Linked DNA regions of Homo sapiens: region 2 is linked to region 1. A link is a loop called in an ENCODE intact Hi-C map of the cell type or tissue named here. Cell type or tissue: PC-9. All regions are shown on one strand. Links, peaks and the distances in the headings refer to the core of each region. The heading gives the core; the rest is flanking DNA.

What was found. Hi-C counts contacts between places; a loop is a spot of excess contacts. Peaks named below come from ENCODE experiments on the same cell type or tissue, not always from the same donor. Only the 100,000 strongest peaks of a DNase experiment are listed, where the experiment ranks them.
Region 2: it touches region 1 in a loop (5-fold over the local background); 7 of 110 quality-filtered maps call a loop at or near these places.

What each region holds. Positions count from the first base shown.
Region 1 is chr15:59,913,203-59,922,677 of GRCh38, forward strand. No RefSeq gene overlaps it. Among named protein-coding and RNA genes, the nearest start is that of FOXB1, 86 kb to the right of the region's middle. RefSeq lists enhancers at 6,424-6,473, 6,534-6,643. In PC-9, for the core only: a CTCF peak has its summit at 4,523 (motif pointing right); DNase peaks (open chromatin) are centred at 4,509 and 6,329; H3K27ac peaks cover 1,997 bases.
Region 2 is chr15:60,000,685-60,009,355 of GRCh38, forward strand. It overlaps FOXB1 (forkhead box B1), which reads left to right and starts at 3,627. Exons shown (of 2, transcript NM_012182.3): 1 at 3,627-3,959; 2 at 4,223-6,760. The coding sequence starts at 4,280. The coding sequence ends at 5,257. RefSeq lists enhancers at 3,308-3,823, 5,640-5,719, 5,800-5,919, 8,296-8,671 and a silencer at 5,926-6,220. In PC-9, for the core only: no CTCF peak of the experiment used is centred there; a DNase peak (open chromatin) is centred at 5,907; H3K4me3 peaks cover 3,049 bases; H3K27ac peaks cover 2,950 bases.

The DNA of each region.
Region 1 (9,475 bases), core at 2,213-7,212:
AAAAGGTGCCTTCCAGGTGGCAATTCCATGCATCTGAGCAGGTAAGGCCAGGTGCAGGGGAAAATATCTGATATGTTGCAACTAAACTAAGGGAGAAATGAAACCACAGGTCTGCTGTCTCCTGGCACATATGTACATGCTTTGTTCCGAGTTATAAAATTGTGTGTATGAAGTTGGGAATTATCCGAACCCAGAAGTATCCTCATGTTCTTCTTATGTCACTAGTCTCCCGTACACTCCTCCCTGGACCCAAGGTGGCTTTATCTTTAATTACCATTCACCAAGTTTGCACGTGGTATTTCTCATTAGAAGGCGAGTACCTCTTTGTCCAAGCCACTGGGAGTGGGGAGCACTCAGTATGGCCTATCTTGAAGCTGTAACCCCACTCAGGTAGCCCCTACGCTGTTCTTAGCTTTCTCACTCCTGAGGTCAAAAGAATACAAACTATTCCAGCTCTGCACATGTCTCCTTAATGTGTCTGTCTCTTTATAAAGTCTTCTTGGAATTCACATCTTTTTATAATTTACTAATTTAATTCATTTTATATCTACAAATCTACTTTTCTTTCCCTTCTCGAGTACAATAGATTATGACTTGAAATCTTCTCTCCAATCAATACTGTGCCCCCAACACCGTCTTCCCTCCGTTTGTCACTAGAACAAAGCATTTGCTTATTGTATTTCACAATCGTGGTGACACCATCTGTACTGGTTGTATAATGTTTGGTAGGCTTTGTCATAATTTACTTAAACATCCTCTTGTTTACTGAACACTAGGGTTATTCTGATTCTTCACTGTTGGGAATGGTACTGTAATAAACATTTTGGAACATGAACCTTTTTTTTACCTTTTAATACTTTTTTCTCCTTAGAATAGAGTTCAAATAGTGGCCATTTCCATGTGATAGCCTCCATTAAAAAGCAAGCATTTCCCACACATATTTATGCATGTGTTAGATTCTTTGGTGGGGGTGGGTAATGGAAATGATTCCTTTTCAGTCAAAGAACTCTTTTTCTACATTTCCCTTCTTTTTCCTCCTTACCTTACTTTCTCCTCTGATCCTGCCTAGAAATCAAATCCAGGACACCAAAGCATGAGCCTTAGGAGAGCATTGCCAGGGCTGCTACGAGCAATAAAGTTATGGGTGAGCGACTTTACATCGTTACTGATCCTTCTTTTTCATTCAGTCTTCTCTGAGATCCCATCCAGTGCTAACGATCTTTGAGTCCTTAAACCAGTCTTTACTCAGCTCCTCCATCTTCAAGTACAGCCCTCTCTGCTTTTGTAATTAGCAACTAAGAATGTTCAATTTGTTATAAGTAATTAATTTAATTAATTAATAAAGTTACACTTAAGAAAGACTTTTGGGCCAATGCTTCATCACACCCAAGTTCCTTTTCTACTTCTTTTATCTGGAAAAGTAAATTTAGGCTCCAAAAAGTTTTCTGAAAAGCTAACAATGCCTGCTTTTTACAGAGGATGGTATTTTTTTTTAAATTTACTTCTATACCCTAAAAAGTACTTAGAAGTCTAAGATTAAATTCTCAGAATGGTCCTGTCTTTGGTAGTCCTAGTTTTCCAGGACCAAAGAAATCATGCTCCTTGTTAATTTTGCAAATCATGACAATACAGTAATAATAGTTCCTGATTGCCTAGTACTTTTACATATGTTATATAATTTATTCTTCTGTACAATTCTATAAACTGGGCAATGTAGATTTGCTTATCTTTATGGATGAGGAAACTGAGACTCCAGAGGTTACTTGCTTAAGACACAACAAGCCTCTTGGACTTGGATCCAATGGCTGATCTGGAGATTCCAGGGAATCTCTAGAGCAAGCCATTTTATACCGTTCTTGGCAAGCTCTGATAGCTCGCAATGCCTTCCTTATTTTGGGCTAAACCTCTCTCCTGAGTTGACTTCTACCCACTCACTTGTCCTGGTTTTAGCTTTCAGGCTCCATAGAAAAAGTCTAATATTTTGCTTCCATGTGACATGAAATTTGGGGACAAAAGACCAAAGTGTCCTTTGGGTCTGCTCTTCTTCAGAAGAAAGAAGTATGTTCCTTCAGCTATTTCTCCAATGGCATGATTTTAGCCTCATTACCTTGGTGAACATGTTTGTTTTAAACTGAACGTGATTCTCCGATGGGGTCAACATACAGAATAGCAGGATGATCTTCCCTCCTCTTCTAAAAGTTCTAGACCTGCCTAAACTACCCATTAGCTTTCTTGCCTGGACACCTTTAGGTTATATTCAGTTTACAATCTACAAAAGCCCTCTACCCATTTCCTCCTCCCCTCCCTCCCTCCCTTCTTCCTCCCTTCCCTTCTCTTCCATTCCCTATCCTTCCTTCTTTTTTTTTTTTGAGACAGATTCTCTCTCTATTGTTCATGCTGGAGTTCAGTGGTGCGACCTACTAGGCTCAATAGATTCTCCTGCCTCAGCCTCCCAAGTAGCTGAGATTACGGGTGCGTGCCACCACCCCAGACTAATTTTTGTGTTATTATCATTTTTTCTTTTTAGTGGAGACGGGGTTTCGCCATGTTGGCCAGGCTGGTCTTGAATTCCTGGCCTCAAGCGACCTGCCTGCCTCAGCCTCCCAAAGTGCTAGGATTACAGGAATGAGCTACCACGCCCTTACCCATTTCATACAAGGTACTATTGAGTTATGTCTTCCCGGTATTGAGCTCGTGCCAATGTCTTTTTGGATCAACTACAAACACACGTTTTTACTTTTCCCTATGTTACTTCACCTTTTATTAAAGTAGATTTGGTTCCCAAATTCTAAGCTGTTAAGATTTGAAGACAGTTTAATTCAGATTATTGTAGAGAAATCTAATTCATTCTTTGTAATAGGCATATAATGACTCCTACAATCAATGAGTCTCAATTTATACAAGTATCCTCTTATTGATATATATGGGCATTGTCTTGATTTGAATTTGTTTTGCCAACTGTAAGCAATGCTACAAGAAACGTACTTCCATATATATACTGGTGTTTTATTTAAAAAAAAAATAGTCTTAAAAGCTGGGTCAGAGGATGTCTGCATTTGTAATCCTAACGGCTATGAATAGATTATTTTACCAAAGGTAACAACAGTACAGAGTAATGCTGGCAGCATGTGAGGTAGCAAGAAGAGTTAGAAATAGATTTAAAAACAAAAGCATAAAAGAGTAAAATAAAGCTAGGAGTAAAGTAAGTCTCTGAATTTTTTCTATACCATACGTGTATTCCTTTGATAAAAAGCTAGCGAAAAATTCTCTCCTAAAGCTTTTTGTTATTAAGCCTGTGGAAATAATGGTCTTTTTCTCTGCACTGCTGAAGTATTTACTATTTGCAAAACTCACTATTTGTTCCATTCCTGAGGCAATTAATCACAGAGGATCCCTGACCATCAAGCGTTCTATTGTTATAATGAGCTGTCATTCAGAGCTTTCATTGTCATCCACATCTTTATGACTTAAGAGGTCAACCTTGGAGTCAAACGCACCAGGGTTCAAATTCCAGCCATTTACCCACTTACCAAGTGTGTGGTTTTGAGGCATTACTTAGAAGCCTTAAGTTTCAGCTTCATCTGTAAAATGGGTATAATACTTCTTTACTTTCAAGTATTCAGAATTAATAATGTAATGTATACAAAGCCCCCTGGAAAAGTGCCTGGTACACACTACTACTGGATGATTAATATTTACACATACTACCACTATTGTATGGTTAGGTGCCAGGCTTTGCAAAGCACTTTACATACACTTTCCTAAAACCAGAACTATGGCTGGGCACAGTGGCTCGCGCCTGTAATCCCAACACCTTGGGAGGCTGAGATGGGTGGATCACTTGAGTCAGGAGTTCGAGATCAGCCTGACCAACATGACAAAACCCCATCTCTACTAAAAATACAAAATTAGCTGGGCATGGTAGCGCTTGCCTGTAGTCCCAGCTACTTGGAAGGCTGAGGCATGAGAATCCCTTGAATCCAGGAGGGAGAGTTTGCGGTGAGCTGAGATCATGCCACTGCACTCCAGCCTGGGTGACAGAGTGAGACTCCATCTCAAAAAAACAAAACAAGCAAACAAATTAAAATAGAACTATAATTCACACATGTAGCCACTCAACTAATGATTTCAGAATAAAGTAAGTACTATTACGACTCCATTTTGTAGATGAGAAAATGAGGATCACAGAGGTAAAAGTAACTTGTCTAAGGTCAAACAGCTAAAATAAAACCTTCATTCAATGAATGTTAATTATACTAATTACTACTAATCTTGAGATTGCCTCAATATATGCAGCTTGGAACATGAGACTGATGAAACTTTAGGGTAGCTACTGGGATAATGAGTGACTGAAGGAGCTAACCCTACTTTAGGCTGCAACCAGCACCTACGTCCCAAAGGGCTAGAGTGGCGTGGGCAGGCATTCTATCTCTCTGCAGAGTGTAGCCATAAAGTGGAGAGGGTGGGGCCAGAGCCGGCTGAGAGTGAACGTATCAGAAATGCCAGAAGGTGGCAGTGTGGGGTGGTACCTGGAGAGGTATGCCTGGGGTCAGTGAGATGGCTGGGCCTCACAGGGACGGGTTTGGCAAGGATTAAGCTGCATTCATGATGGGACTTCAGTCTTTCTGGGATTAGGGTTCAAATCAGAAACAGGATAAAGTTCAGTAGTGACAACACAGTCACAGCATGGGGTCAGAGGGGATTATAGCTCTCAGGGTCATGGAGGGCCCTGGGGACTCACCCCACAGGCTCATGGCCTGAGGACCCCCAATATCTGACCAACGGACTAGGGGTTGGTAAGCCAACAGCTCCCGGGCCTCTGTGTCTGCTGTCAAGGGAAAGCGCACGGGGAGGGAACCTGCATTCATTGGGCAGATTCAAAGCCTATGTTAGCCATGTTTAGGCCCCAAGAATACACGGACATTTCAAACTCAGGGTTCCTTCCCCTGTGTTCTGTGTTCTAGCACAACCGTTCTGCTTTTTAAAACCTTCCTGTAGCTCTCTTGATTCAAATGAATACATCACTTAGAAGTTAAAACCAAAGGACATAGCGTATATCCCAGATGAACAGCAAGGATGGGTCTTTGAGGTTTGCTTTTTCAACAGCAGTTTTGCCTCTGGTCTCTGCACCAAAATCGGGTCCCTTCCTCATCTCATACATTCTCTCTTTGCTTTTACAGTTCAGAAAACTGCAGCATGTGACCCTCAGTGTGTGTCCCTCTGTAAAGCATCCACTTACATAACTTTTCCTGCTATTATCTAAAAATATATCAGTGCACTTGGCTTGAGAATGTTTTTGAGACTTAAATTTACACTCAGCACTTCAAAAGCATCACAGTAAGCCTGTTGAAACTTCCAGTGTGAAAGCTCAGAAATTCTAATAAGCACTAGACTACACTCACAAATAAAAAACATTCTTTCCAATCCTCTCCTGTAGGACTCAGGGAGAATAATTAGAACAATAGAGATAATACTCTCTGAAATTAAGCCAATTTCAGCTCTCTCCAAAGGTTTTCATTAAATGCAGGGGAAAGCCAGAGATATGAGCTGGAATCTTTTCCTAGCCACTTGCTGGCTGTGTAATGTGGGATCATTTGGCTGATCTTCCCAAATCTCTGTTTCCTTATTTGTAAAATGGGAGTATTTGAAAACTCCAGGAGTCATTGGGAAGATCAAATTCTATTATGCACCTGCAAGCTACAAAGCTGTTGTACACCTCATAACTGAGCGCCTTCTTTTCCTTTTCCTTCTTTTTTTGTAATTTATGTATTTATTTTAATTTTTTTAAAGTAGAAATGGGGTCTTACTACATTACCCAGACTGGTTTTGAAATCCTGGGCTCAAGCGATCCTCCCGCCTCAGCCTCCCAAAGTGTTGGGATTACAGGCGTGAGCCACAGCACCCAGCTTTCTTTTTCCTTTTATCTTAATTGTGCTTTGGTTAGTTTTTGAGACTGAGACATTTGACAGGACTTTGAGATGGGCCGCATGGCAGAGGAAGACCAGGAACTGAGACTCTAGCGTGGCTCCACCTCTCACTGCATTGTCTCGGGAAAGCAACCTTCATTTCTGCATCTCAGTTTCCTTTTATCTGAGAGATGTGGATCTTGACCAAATAATCATCAATGTCTCCTCTCAATCTATGATTTAGGGTTTAACCTTTAAATTCGGCAGCACCCTTTCATGAATGGTCTGAGCCAATGACGAGACAGCAGCATTTCTCTTTTGGTATTGCCAGATTAGAGGTCTCGCTGGTGGCTTTTGACTCATACCTGTTTTCTTTCCTGCTTTGCTCTATGCTTTCCACAGCGGTGATCTCATTCAATTCTCACAAGAACCTCATGAGTCAGAAAAGGCAGATATGACTGTCTGCATTTTACAGATGATGAAAATGAAGCCTTGGGAGGGTGATAAATCTGCCCAGATCACCCAAGTAGTTGGAAAAGTCAGTTCTCCAGAGGTTGAAAGGGCCTCGACTCTCCAGGGACTGGGGAAACCCACAGAGAGAAACCCACTCCCCTGCATCCAGCCTTGTCTGAGCTCCCATCCTCTCTTGTAACAGCCTCATAACCAGTCTTCCTCCTCATGCCCTTCCCCTACCACACAGTTGCTTCTCAACACAGCAGCCAGAGTGGAGTTTTAAAAATGTAAGTCAGGGCTGGGCACAGTGGCTCATGCCTATAATCCCAGCACTCTGGGAGGCTGAGGTGGGTGAATCACCTGAGGTGTAGAAAGAGAGAGAAAGAAGAGAGAGAGAGAGAAGGAGGAGGTGTCACACACTTTTAAACAGCCAGATCTCATGACAGATCACTCATTATCTCGAGGACAGCACAAAGACATTTGTGGGGGGCTGCCTCCCCATGACCCAAACACTTCCCACTAAGCCCCACCTCCAACACTGGGGATTACATTTCAACATGAGATTTGGAGGGGACAAATATCCAAGCCATATCACTCCTCCTCTGCCCTCACTAATTGTATATAGTTAATTGGCCTACATGTCTTTCTTCCCTGATAAAGTGTGACTGCTAAAGTCACACTTGCAGTTCTGAGCGAACCAGGATGATGGTTCACCCCCACTGTGAGCTCCATAAGAGATCCTGTCTCACTTTTCTTTGTCTTTCCAGAGTCTAGGTGAGACCTGGAGCACCAAAGTGTTAGTTAAATAAAAAATGTACACATGCGTACTCCAGCTTTTAGAGGCTGGACTGTGTTCACTTTGAACTACTTTAAAATGAGCTCTAGGCTGGGTGCAGTGGCTCATGCCAGTAATCCCAGCATTTTGAGAGGCCGAGGCAGGCGGATCACTTGAGGTCATGAGTTGGAGACCAGCCTGGCCAACATGGAAAAACCCTGTTTCTAGGAAAAATAAAAATAAAATAAAGTAAAATAAGCTCTACACATCTTGGAAGAAAGTGAGAAATATCACTATGAATAAATCCTATTAGAAACAGGTCTTTTTATGCACCCTGGCAGGCTGGTTGGCCCGTTCAGACACACCTTGAAATGTGCAAATCGAATACACAGGGTGGCCCTCAGCCTGTAGTATCTTGCTGCTCAAAGCATGGTCCATGCACTAGCACCAGTGGTATTGCCTCAGAGCTTGCTAGAAATGCAGAATCTCAGGCCTTACCATAAAACTGCTGAATCGGAATCTACATTTTAAGAAGATCCCAGCTCATTCATATACATAGTAAATGTCAAGAATCGCTGCTTTAGGGCCCGTTAGAAATACCTGTGGATCCACATCTACTTTGCCAGCCTTACCCTTGCAAATGTTGCTTTGAAAGATTGCCAGGTAGTGCTCAGGCATCTGATTTGGAAAAAAAAAAAAAATGTTTATTCGCCAGGCGCGGTGGCTCACGCCTGTAATCCCAGCACTTTGGGAGGCCGAGGCAGGCGGATCACGAGGTCAGGAGATTGAGACCATCCTGGCTAACAGGGTGAAACCCCGTCTCTACTAAAAATACAAAAAATTAGCTGGGCGAGGTGGCGGGCGCCTGTAGTCCCAGCTACTTGGGAGGCTGAGGCAGGAGAATGGCGTGAACCCAGGGGGCGAAGCCTGCAGTGAGCAGAGATCATGCCACTGCACTCCAGCCTGGGCGACAGTGAGCCGTCTCAAGAAAAAAAAAAATGTTTATTTTGACATGCAGCAAAGATTGAGAATGGCTAGAAATGTGTTTTTCTTATTGCCCTTATTCCTGAAAATATGATACTTGGACCACCTGTATCTGGTGCTTGCAGAAAGGACTGATTTCCAGGCAATATCTCAGAATATGGAATCAGAATCTTAGAAGTAGGGTAAGGCACTGAAATTGGTATTTTCCATAAATTTTGTAGGGGATTCCTATGTATACCAAAGTTTAAAAACCTCTGCCCTAGGAAGAGGAATGATGGAGAAGTGATATGAGTGCTCCTGGGTTTTTTGCCTGTCTGGAATTCCTTCACTACCGCCAATACCCCCATTTTGTAACATTATTCTTTTGGAGATCCACTTCTGTTTTCAGTCCACCTGGATTAGATACGACCGACCTTTCCTCCTTCCAGAAGTGAGCATGTGATCTAGGCCTTACCAGTGAAAGAATTCCTTCCCCCTGCCCACAGCCATTGCTTAAAGATTGAGCACAACTCAGGGTTTATGAATGAGATTGGCACCATTTCTAGAATTATTGGGGGAAGAGATGCTCTTTTTGCTAGATTCCTGAGCAGAAGTCTTGGGCTGCTGGAGGTCATCTTTGCTAACCTTTGGGGGAACCTGTCAACACAGAAGAGGGCTGAGGCAGATGGAGGTGGCAAGAAGGGCACCCTGCCACTCACAAAGCCCTGAGAATGACTTGTGTGGATTCAGGCCTTTAAAGCTGACTGCAGCACAACTTGACATTAGGTATTAAATGAAGAATGAGCCTGTTCAACATGGTGAAACCCTCTCTCTACCAAATAAAGATATAAAAATTCACTGGGCATGGTGGTGCATACCCGTAGTATCAGCTACTTGGGAGGCTGAGGTGGGAGGATCACTTGAGCCTGGGAGGCGGAGGTTGCAGTGAGCCAAGATCATGCCACTGCATTCCAGCCAGGGCAACAAAGCAAGACCCCATCTCAGCAACAACAACAAAAACAAATCTGTGGTCAAATAGCTTGTGAAACTTTGCACTGAACACATTTCCACAGAGTTTATTTCTCAGGACTTCTCAGATTATTATTTATTTATTTATTTATTTATTTTTAGAGACAGGGTTTCACTCTGTCACCCAGGTTAGAATGCAGTGGCACGATCCTACCTCACTGCGGCCTTGGACTCCTGGGCTCAAGGGATCCTCCTGCCGCAGTTTCCTGAGTAGCTGGGACTACAGGCACATGCCACCACAGCTGGCTCATTTTTTTTATTTTTGTAGAGACAGGGTTTCACTATGTTGCCCAGGCTGGTCTGGAACTCCTGGGCTCAAGTAATTGTCCTGCTTTGGCCTCCCAAAGTG
Region 2 (8,671 bases), core at 3,672-8,671, 89 kb after region 1:
GCTGCCGGGTACTTTCCCTCCGCCTCCCGTCTATGTTTGGTAAATATTAACAAACCAGGGCGCGTTATTTTCTGGAGTGTGCATGGAGGGGCTGGCAGAGACTAGGGACAGATTTCCTCTCCTGGAGCCCCCGCCCCCAAAGCCCCAGCTCCACCCTTCACGCACACACACACCTGCTTGACAACAGAAGGAATCAAAATCAATATTGTATTTGTCACCCCTCTGTCTCCTTTTTACTCCCTCAGCAACCCGGGTGCCACTGAAGCGAATTGTGGATTTATGGAGGGAAATTAGCATAAATTATTACGAAATCTGTAGCCGTGTGTGGTCCAGCTTGTGGGAAAAGAGGCTATTGCGAACTCTCCAAGCAGAAAGGTGGTCGGTGGTGGGCTCTGCGGAGGCGATGAATGGCTATTGCACGAAAGAGATTTCCATTTGGTTTGCACATGGGTATAATTGACTTATGTGTATTTTATACAGTTTTCCCAACAACTCCCTAAGCCACCGGGTCGGATGTGCCTCCCCCCCCACCCCCACCCCGTGTTTGCTTTGGGTTCTGCACAATAGACTCTGATGCACTTTTCAAGATTTCTGGAAAGTGCTCCTTCCCTCCTCCTTTTCGTAATACCAGTCTTAAAATGCTGTCAATAACATGCAAATCCTCCCTCCCCGCCCTGGGCTTTGTAGACCTCCAGCAGAACCAAGATAAAACTTTGTAGCAAAGCCCAAGTTTTAAATGTGTTTCTCACAACTTCTCTCCTCATCCAAGGCAAACTTGTGCTACTGGGTTCGGTTTACTTAAGTAACCCTGGTCGTGTGCAATATGCGTCAAACTCCTATCTCCACACTAGCCAAACTTTAAAGATTCATCAGACACAAATTCCTACTTGTATCCTCGCATGTTCCAAACTTGGGGGTGACAACTTTCCCGGGGAGATAGACAAAGATTTATTCCAACTTCAGACTTTTTTTTTTAACCCGAACGTTTTTACTCTTAGAATTTAGTTAATCTCCTGTTTACTCTGAGCAATGATTTCGACAGGCATACAATGGCCTCTTTGCAGGGCAACAAAATGCCAATTGTTAAAATAAGAAAACACTTCTCTCTCCTTATTCCCCACCCTCAACACGCACCCATGCCGGTTAGAAAAGAATCTTCCTGGCTGTCACTGGGGGAACGGAGCAGAGCTTTCACTCCTATCTACATCCCAATTCCAGCCGCCCACGATATTTTATCGGTCTACGTATCAGTATGAACGGATGCACATATTTACTAAGAGGATCCTAAAAATTCCTGGGGGAGTCTATGCTGGTACCCTTCCACAGCAGGAGCGCTCCTGCCTTGCCCACAGTAACTGTTTTGTACCGAGGCCAGCTGTACTCGGGAGCAGGAAAGCTGTGGACCAGCGCCTTTCCATTCTGGGAAACACAAGCCTTGCCCACTATTCCTCATCACGGATCTCCCAAGCTCCCCAGCTCTTTGGACTCCCCAGCTCCTTCCTCCCCAGGACCTTCGATCCGAATCTGGCCGCACAAAGTAACCCCCCAAACGCCGCACCTCGTTATGACCTGAAGCGCGAGTAGCTGGGATGAGTACGGCTGCCTCCGGCCAAAGCTTGGCAGAGGTTCCACCCGAGTCCAAGTGGTTTATCTGCTGAGAAGGGCAATACATTTATCTGCCCTTCTCGAGCCATACCCCCAGAGACAGGTCAACATCCCTCCCCCAGCCCCTCGCACCCATCTCCTCCTCCCAGTTATTTTTTCCGAATTAAGAAGGTGACATTATTCTTTTCTTCAAGCACTTCTGTTAATATTGAAAAACGTGCGCTTGCATCTCAACCGAGGCAGCCCAGAGCCAGAGCCATTTCAATATTAATGAAATTGTTTAATCTCCTAAATTCATCGTGTTTAAGTTACGTTTTGGTGAGTTATTGACCGCCTCCGAAACTGTAGTTAATGAAGTTGTGTGTGTGTGTGTTTGTGTGTGTGTGCATTCGCGCGCTGAAAGATCTTTTTTATGCTAACCCCAAACAGCTCCACTAATAATGCTCTAATATCACTTAAAGTGTTGAAACTTAACACCCAGAATTCTCTACGATCACCACGTCTAGGGAAAAAAAAAGTTCTCCCATTTCTGGACTTTGAAGATGATTCTGTGTGGGCTGTAAGTATTGAGTTTTTAACAACGCAGTAAAATGAATGTCTTTTAAAAACCTTAAAGGTCGGAGAATGTGCAGAAACCCGTGGGAACTCCTGGTGTGTACTTATAGAGTGCGTGCATGCAGGCGGGGTCGACTCACTATTTATTTCATAGCAATTTGATGATGATGATGATGACGGCAGCGACGACGATGAGGATAATGATAATAATAATAATGATTCATTTAACCCTTCCAAGGCGAATCCGAACCGAAGGGAGCCTGCTGCTCGCACCAGGCGGAGTGACCCAAGGCACATTCCCCGCTCCCCAAGAAGGAAAACTCTATGGTTCTTTCCCCAAGTTGTAGAAGATACTGCTGTCTTAGTGGGATCGCAGGCGGCTTTTGCTACACTCTAAATCCTAAATAAGTTCTCCATACCAAAAAAAGCGGCAGTTGGGGGATGGGGGGTGGGAGGTTGGGGGGGTGGGAGGGCTGGGAAGGGGAGTTCCGGGTGTAAAATGAAAACTTCCAGGATGTGCCTGAGTCCTAAAGTTTCAAACCACCTGGGAAAAGCGAGAGCCCCTGAGGCTTACCTGGTGATAAACTGTGTCAAACAAACTCAGGCCCTCCCCAGGTCCGCACAACATTTGCCCCAACAGCTCCTGAGCCTCCATCCTGTGTCCAACCAAATTCCCGGAGGACTTTTAAAGCAAATACCTGGACTCTTCGCCCAGATACACTATTTTAATTTTTAAAAATTTGGTCAATACAGTTACATTCAAAATGGGTTCTTACATGGGGATGTCCAATCACATTTTGAAAGTATTTGTAAACCCCATCACTTTTTCAAAGCTACACACTAACTATACAAAGCTGAAGCAGCTGCATAGGAAAGTCAAGTCAAATTTCGACCTAACTCTCCGGGGACTGGGGGGCAAGGGTGTGTTTTCATTATTATAACCCATGCAACCAACCCCGGGTAGTGCTAAGCGCAGGAAAAGGGTCGGCTTCAGGGGAAAGCCGTGCCTAAAGTTACCTAACGATACAAACCGGATACAACGCAGAGGAAACAGAATACCCCAGCCAAGCAATTTCCATGTCAAACATCATCCGCGCGGCTGCTCCATCTGTGAACGTGAGTGGTCGCCTGGCTCCCTCTTCCGCGGCGGCCGCTTCCTCATACCTTCACACGGCGCACACCGGCCGGCGCGTCCAGCTGCCTGCCCAGTGGCCGAGGCTCTTCCCCCTCGCCCAGTCTTGAGCTGGAAGTGATTCCTATTGGCCAAGGTGTCCATGTAAATAGGTGTGAAAGAAACCAGAGCTGGCCGGGCTCTCCCTTCTCGCTCAGTCCCCTCCCTCTGCAGCCCCCGCTCCCCCTCCTCTTCCTCCTCCTCCCAAGGCGATTGTCATATGATAGCTAAGAAGTGGCACATTAATGAAGCGCCGCTACAGGGGTCTTTTCTGCTCCTGTCACCGCTTAAAACTATCAGATGGTTCGAGGGAGGACATGGAGGCAGCCACCTAGCTCAGCGGAGACGCGGAGCCCACAGCAGCGCCCTCCGGAGCCCTAACACGTCGCTGCCACCATCCGCGCCGGGACTCCGCAGCCGAGCTCGGCCGCCCGCAGGACGCTCCAGGAGCGTCGCGGACCGGGCGGCACGGGACGCTGCGGGGCTGAGCTCAAGAGCCCAGGTTCGCGCCGAGTCCAACCGGACCCGGACGCTGCGCGCGGAGTGCGCGTCGAGTGCGCGCCGAGAGAGAAGCGGCGCGCAGCGGCGTCCTCCCGGATGCGGACGCGCAACTTGAAGCAACTTTAAGGTGAGCAGCTCTCTGTTCCGTCCCTGCCCCCTATTCTGGCCCCAGTACCGACTTACTTCCCGGCTATCCTCGCGCCGTTCGCCGGCTTCCCCTCCCGCGCCCACTAAGCCCGCAAAGTTGCTGGCGAAAGAGTCCGGGCGCTGGCTGATCGAGCGCCGCAGGCCCCACCCCCGACCCCCGAAGTCTGTTACTCGGTCTGGCTGACCCCGCCGGTGTCTCTGTGCATCCATGCTACCTTTCCCTATTACCCACCCCCTTCCCAGATCCGAGCAGTCCGCCGGCCCGCGCGGACCCAGAGCAAGAAGAGGGCGAGGAAGAAGATGCCTCGGCCCGGCCGCAACACGTACAGCGACCAGAAGCCGCCCTACTCGTACATCTCGCTGACCGCTATGGCCATCCAGAGCTCTCCCGAGAAGATGCTGCCGCTGAGCGAGATCTACAAGTTCATCATGGACCGCTTCCCCTACTACAGGGAGAACACGCAGCGCTGGCAGAACAGTCTGCGCCACAACCTCTCCTTCAACGACTGCTTCATCAAGATCCCGCGGCGGCCGGACCAGCCAGGCAAGGGCAGCTTCTGGGCGCTGCACCCAAGCTGCGGGGACATGTTCGAGAACGGCAGCTTCCTGCGGCGCCGCAAGCGCTTCAAGGTGCTTAAGTCCGACCACCTGGCGCCCAGCAAGCCAGCCGACGCGGCGCAGTACCTGCAGCAGCAGGCCAAGCTGCGGCTCAGCGCGCTGGCGGCCTCGGGCACGCACCTGCCACAGATGCCCGCCGCCGCCTACAACTTGGGCGGCGTGGCGCAGCCCTCGGGCTTCAAGCACCCCTTCGCCATCGAGAACATCATCGCGCGGGAATACAAGATGCCTGGGGGGCTGGCCTTCTCCGCCATGCAGCCGGTGCCCGCTGCCTACCCGCTCCCCAACCAGTTGACTACCATGGGCAGCTCGCTGGGCACCGGCTGGCCACACGTGTATGGCTCCGCCGGCATGATCGACTCGGCCACCCCCATCTCCATGGCGAGTGGCGACTACAGCGCCTACGGCGTGCCGTTGAAGCCGCTGTGCCACGCGGCGGGCCAAACGCTGCCCGCCATCCCCGTGCCCATTAAGCCCACGCCGGCCGCCGTGCCCGCGCTGCCTGCGCTGCCAGCGCCCATCCCCACCTTGCTCTCGAACTCGCCGCCCTCGCTCAGCCCCACGTCCTCGCAAACAGCCACCAGCCAAAGCAGCCCCGCCACCCCCAGCGAAACGCTCACCAGCCCGGCCTCCGCCTTGCACTCGGTGGCGGTGCACTGACCCGCAGGAGCCCACGCCCCCTCTCGTTCTCCTCCCCACCACCTCACTCGCCTTCCCTGGCTCCCAGTCCTGCCGGCCCCCACCTGGGACCGCCACCCTAACTTGTTCATTTCACCTTCGGCCAACCCGCCTTGCCCCAAGAGAACTTTGTTTTGGACCCAGGAGACCAAACACAAACTTGCAGATGGGCCGAGAGGCGCGTGGGAGTTGTCCTCGCCCCCACATCAAGGAAGGCCGGGGCCACCTGAGCCGAACCATCCCCTCCCTGAGGCCCCGAAACCCCCTCCTATTTGACCGGCGGGGGAAACCCTGTCACCCCCTCTTCGCCGAGAAAAGCGCGTCTTCCCTCCGCCCAGATCGGCGGAGCCCCGAACTCTGCGCAGTTTCAAGACTAGAGAAACTGCCTCAGATGTTTCCAGGAACAGATCCCCCCCACACCCCCTCCCCGCGAGGGCTGCAACAGCGCAGGGGAGGGCCGGATCTCTTTACGTCTTGGAAATCTGCAGCAAAAAGGAGCCACTAATCTTCCTACCCCACTCGCCTCCGCCCATCCGGCAGGGGCTGGGCCGACCACAGCTTCCCGGGGTTGCGGCCCTGCCTCCTAGGCTTCTGCGGAGATTTTGTTGTTGTTTGGGGTTTTGTTTCCTTCCAGAGGCTCCAGGCGCTGGGAGTTAGGAAAGAGGCTGCCAAGCTGAGAAAGCGACGCTCGTCCTCACACAGCAAAACAAAACTAAAAGTAACCTTGTATTGTTTACAAAGCGCCCAGTAATATGTAAACAGTGAACTTGAATCTGTCTTGCTAGGCGGACGAACGGGCAAAGCCCACATTATAAGTACCTGTTGTAATGTGAATGTTTACTCTTCATTTCTGGCCAGGTTTAGAAAGGGAGGGAAGTGGGGATGGGAAAGTTAATTGGGATGTTAACTTTCCGATGACTTAGAGACCTTTTTAGCTATTTATTTTATTGTTGGGAAAAAAAAAAAAAAAAAAGAAGGAAAGAAAATGAAATAAGCCCAAACCAAGAAAGCATCAAGGGCAACCCGGGAAGAACTTAGATAAGCTGACTGGTAACATGAAGGGATGTCACCGGATAGCTCTCCCACGGACAAGTCTTTCTGTTTGCTACCAGAACTTTTCCAAGAAGCTAAAGGGCTGCAAAGAGATGTAAATACTTGTGAATAGGAATGATTATACACTGTGTAAAATGCACTTTTGTTTGCTGTATTCCTTTAGAATCTTAGATAATTGGCTGGAAAACGAACTGTTGTTCTGGTGTGACCTGCTTAAGTTAAAAAAAAAAAAAGTTGTAGTGTCATCAGAGCTGTAAAATTTTTACCTTTCATTTTCCCTCCCTGTACAGAATTAGCGTGGCATTTTAAATATTGATGTTCTTGTTCCCAGCATGCCTGTTTTAAAACAAAGGATTTAAAAAAAAAGGGTGTCTACATTAAATTATGACCTAGTCCAAATAATATTTTCTCATTAAAATATGTAAATTCAAATTTTAGTTTTGTGTGTTTTTGAAGAGTTGCTACAAATAATTTTGCAAAAGATGGATGTAATGCTTCCCTAAACATGCTTTCTGCAATACACTGAGTAATTTGCCTTTTTCATATCATATTGTGAAAACAGTCAAACCTCCTCTTATGCACTTGGAGATTGTGGGAGAAATTATTCAGATAGAATTTTGAAGGTATTTGTGTATAGGGAAAAAGGAAACAGACTATTTCTATTAAAGATCAGGTGCACAGGTGCAGTGGTGAAAGAAAACCTGTTTTTGAAACAATAAGTATTTTATATGTATTTTTGTCTTTATTGAAATATACATTTTATGAAATATAGCACTTATAAATATAAGGCTTATGTAGAAATCAGGTAGAAAATATGGAGACTTAAAAAGTAAAAACAGACTTGCTTACTCAATGCTTATATTCTGATGCATCTTATTTAGTGTGAGTATTCAGTTCCTTGCTCCTTTAAATTATTGCGGTTGTTAAAATTTTTTAAATAGAAATTACCTAGAGGTTCACCTTCATGTCCAGATACCTGTTCACTTTGAACTGAACAGATTTCTTTCACTCCTTCCTCTGAGAAGATAATGCTTGATGCACTTATTTTAAAGATATGAATGAAGTTACTTCAAATGCCTGACTTTAAGTACTTGCTTTTCTTCATATTTTTGCAGAGAATTAAAATTTGCCGAGAATTTATGGCGCAAGGCTAACTGACACTTTATTGAAAGGGTCACAATATTTCCAGAATGAGATGTGTATTCACCTAATGAAGTTACAAGGCAAAGAGTAACTTAAATGGTGATTAACACTTTACTGTGTAAAATGATTAAACAAGAGACCCTTGTGCAACACAGAGGGAGCCACATAGAAACCACAATCACTGTACTTCATAGGAGGATCCTTAGCACCTGCAACCATTATATATTTAGAGGACTACCTGAAAAACAACTTAGGATTAATGCAAAGGGTAATTAATCCTGTTCTGACCATTTTTTAAAAAGAAGGATCCCACACACAGCCAAAAAAAAAAAAAGTGGAAAATAAATGAATCATTGGACTGATTAAAATGCATGAAGCTACTAAAGCTCGTCAGACAGGGGACAACTAAACTCATTCATCAAGCCCAATTCACAATTATATCAACAAGATCAGCTAAAGAAAGCCTGGAAAACTTAACCGCCCTGGGCTAGGAAACTCTTAAAACTTTGTTCTCAACAAGAAATCATATACATTTTTTTAAAAAAAATTAAATATGTTTTCACAGTTTCCTGCAAAAGAAAATTAAGGCCATCTCTGGAATATGCTAATCTCATCGAATTTGGTAACACTGAATTCAAGCTGGGGATGAAAGAAGTATAGAGGGCTAACACGGGCCTCAAACATTTTATAAATCATCAGCTTAAATAAATGTTCCTCTTACAACAGGCACTAGAATTCAGAGATGAGTGATGTGTACATCTGCACATTTAATACCTAGAGGTAAATAAGATACAGATCCTATTTCTGATTTTTAGCAAAGGAGAGATTTCAACTCAGTATTTGAAAATGCTCTTTTCAGCTGGTAAGTTCGTCATGGTGTATTGCAAAGAATGAAATAACTTGGGCATTGTGAGCCCTCCTTTCACAAATGCAGGCATCTTTTCTCAGACAAAGTTGAATGAGTAAAGTAAAAAAAAAAATCCATTGATGATATTTTGACCTTGATCAGAAATCCAAAGGCAGTCCAAACACACATGCCTCCACCCCACTCCATCCCCGCCTCACCCCCCAGCTTTGAGACTTATGCCCTGTTTAGCTGAAGTGCCCCACAAATAAGGAAGTTTATAACTATGATACCTTCAATGGCTCTCTTTGTCATGTTAAATCTTTTCACCTGGCTCAAGTCCAAAGTCAATACAC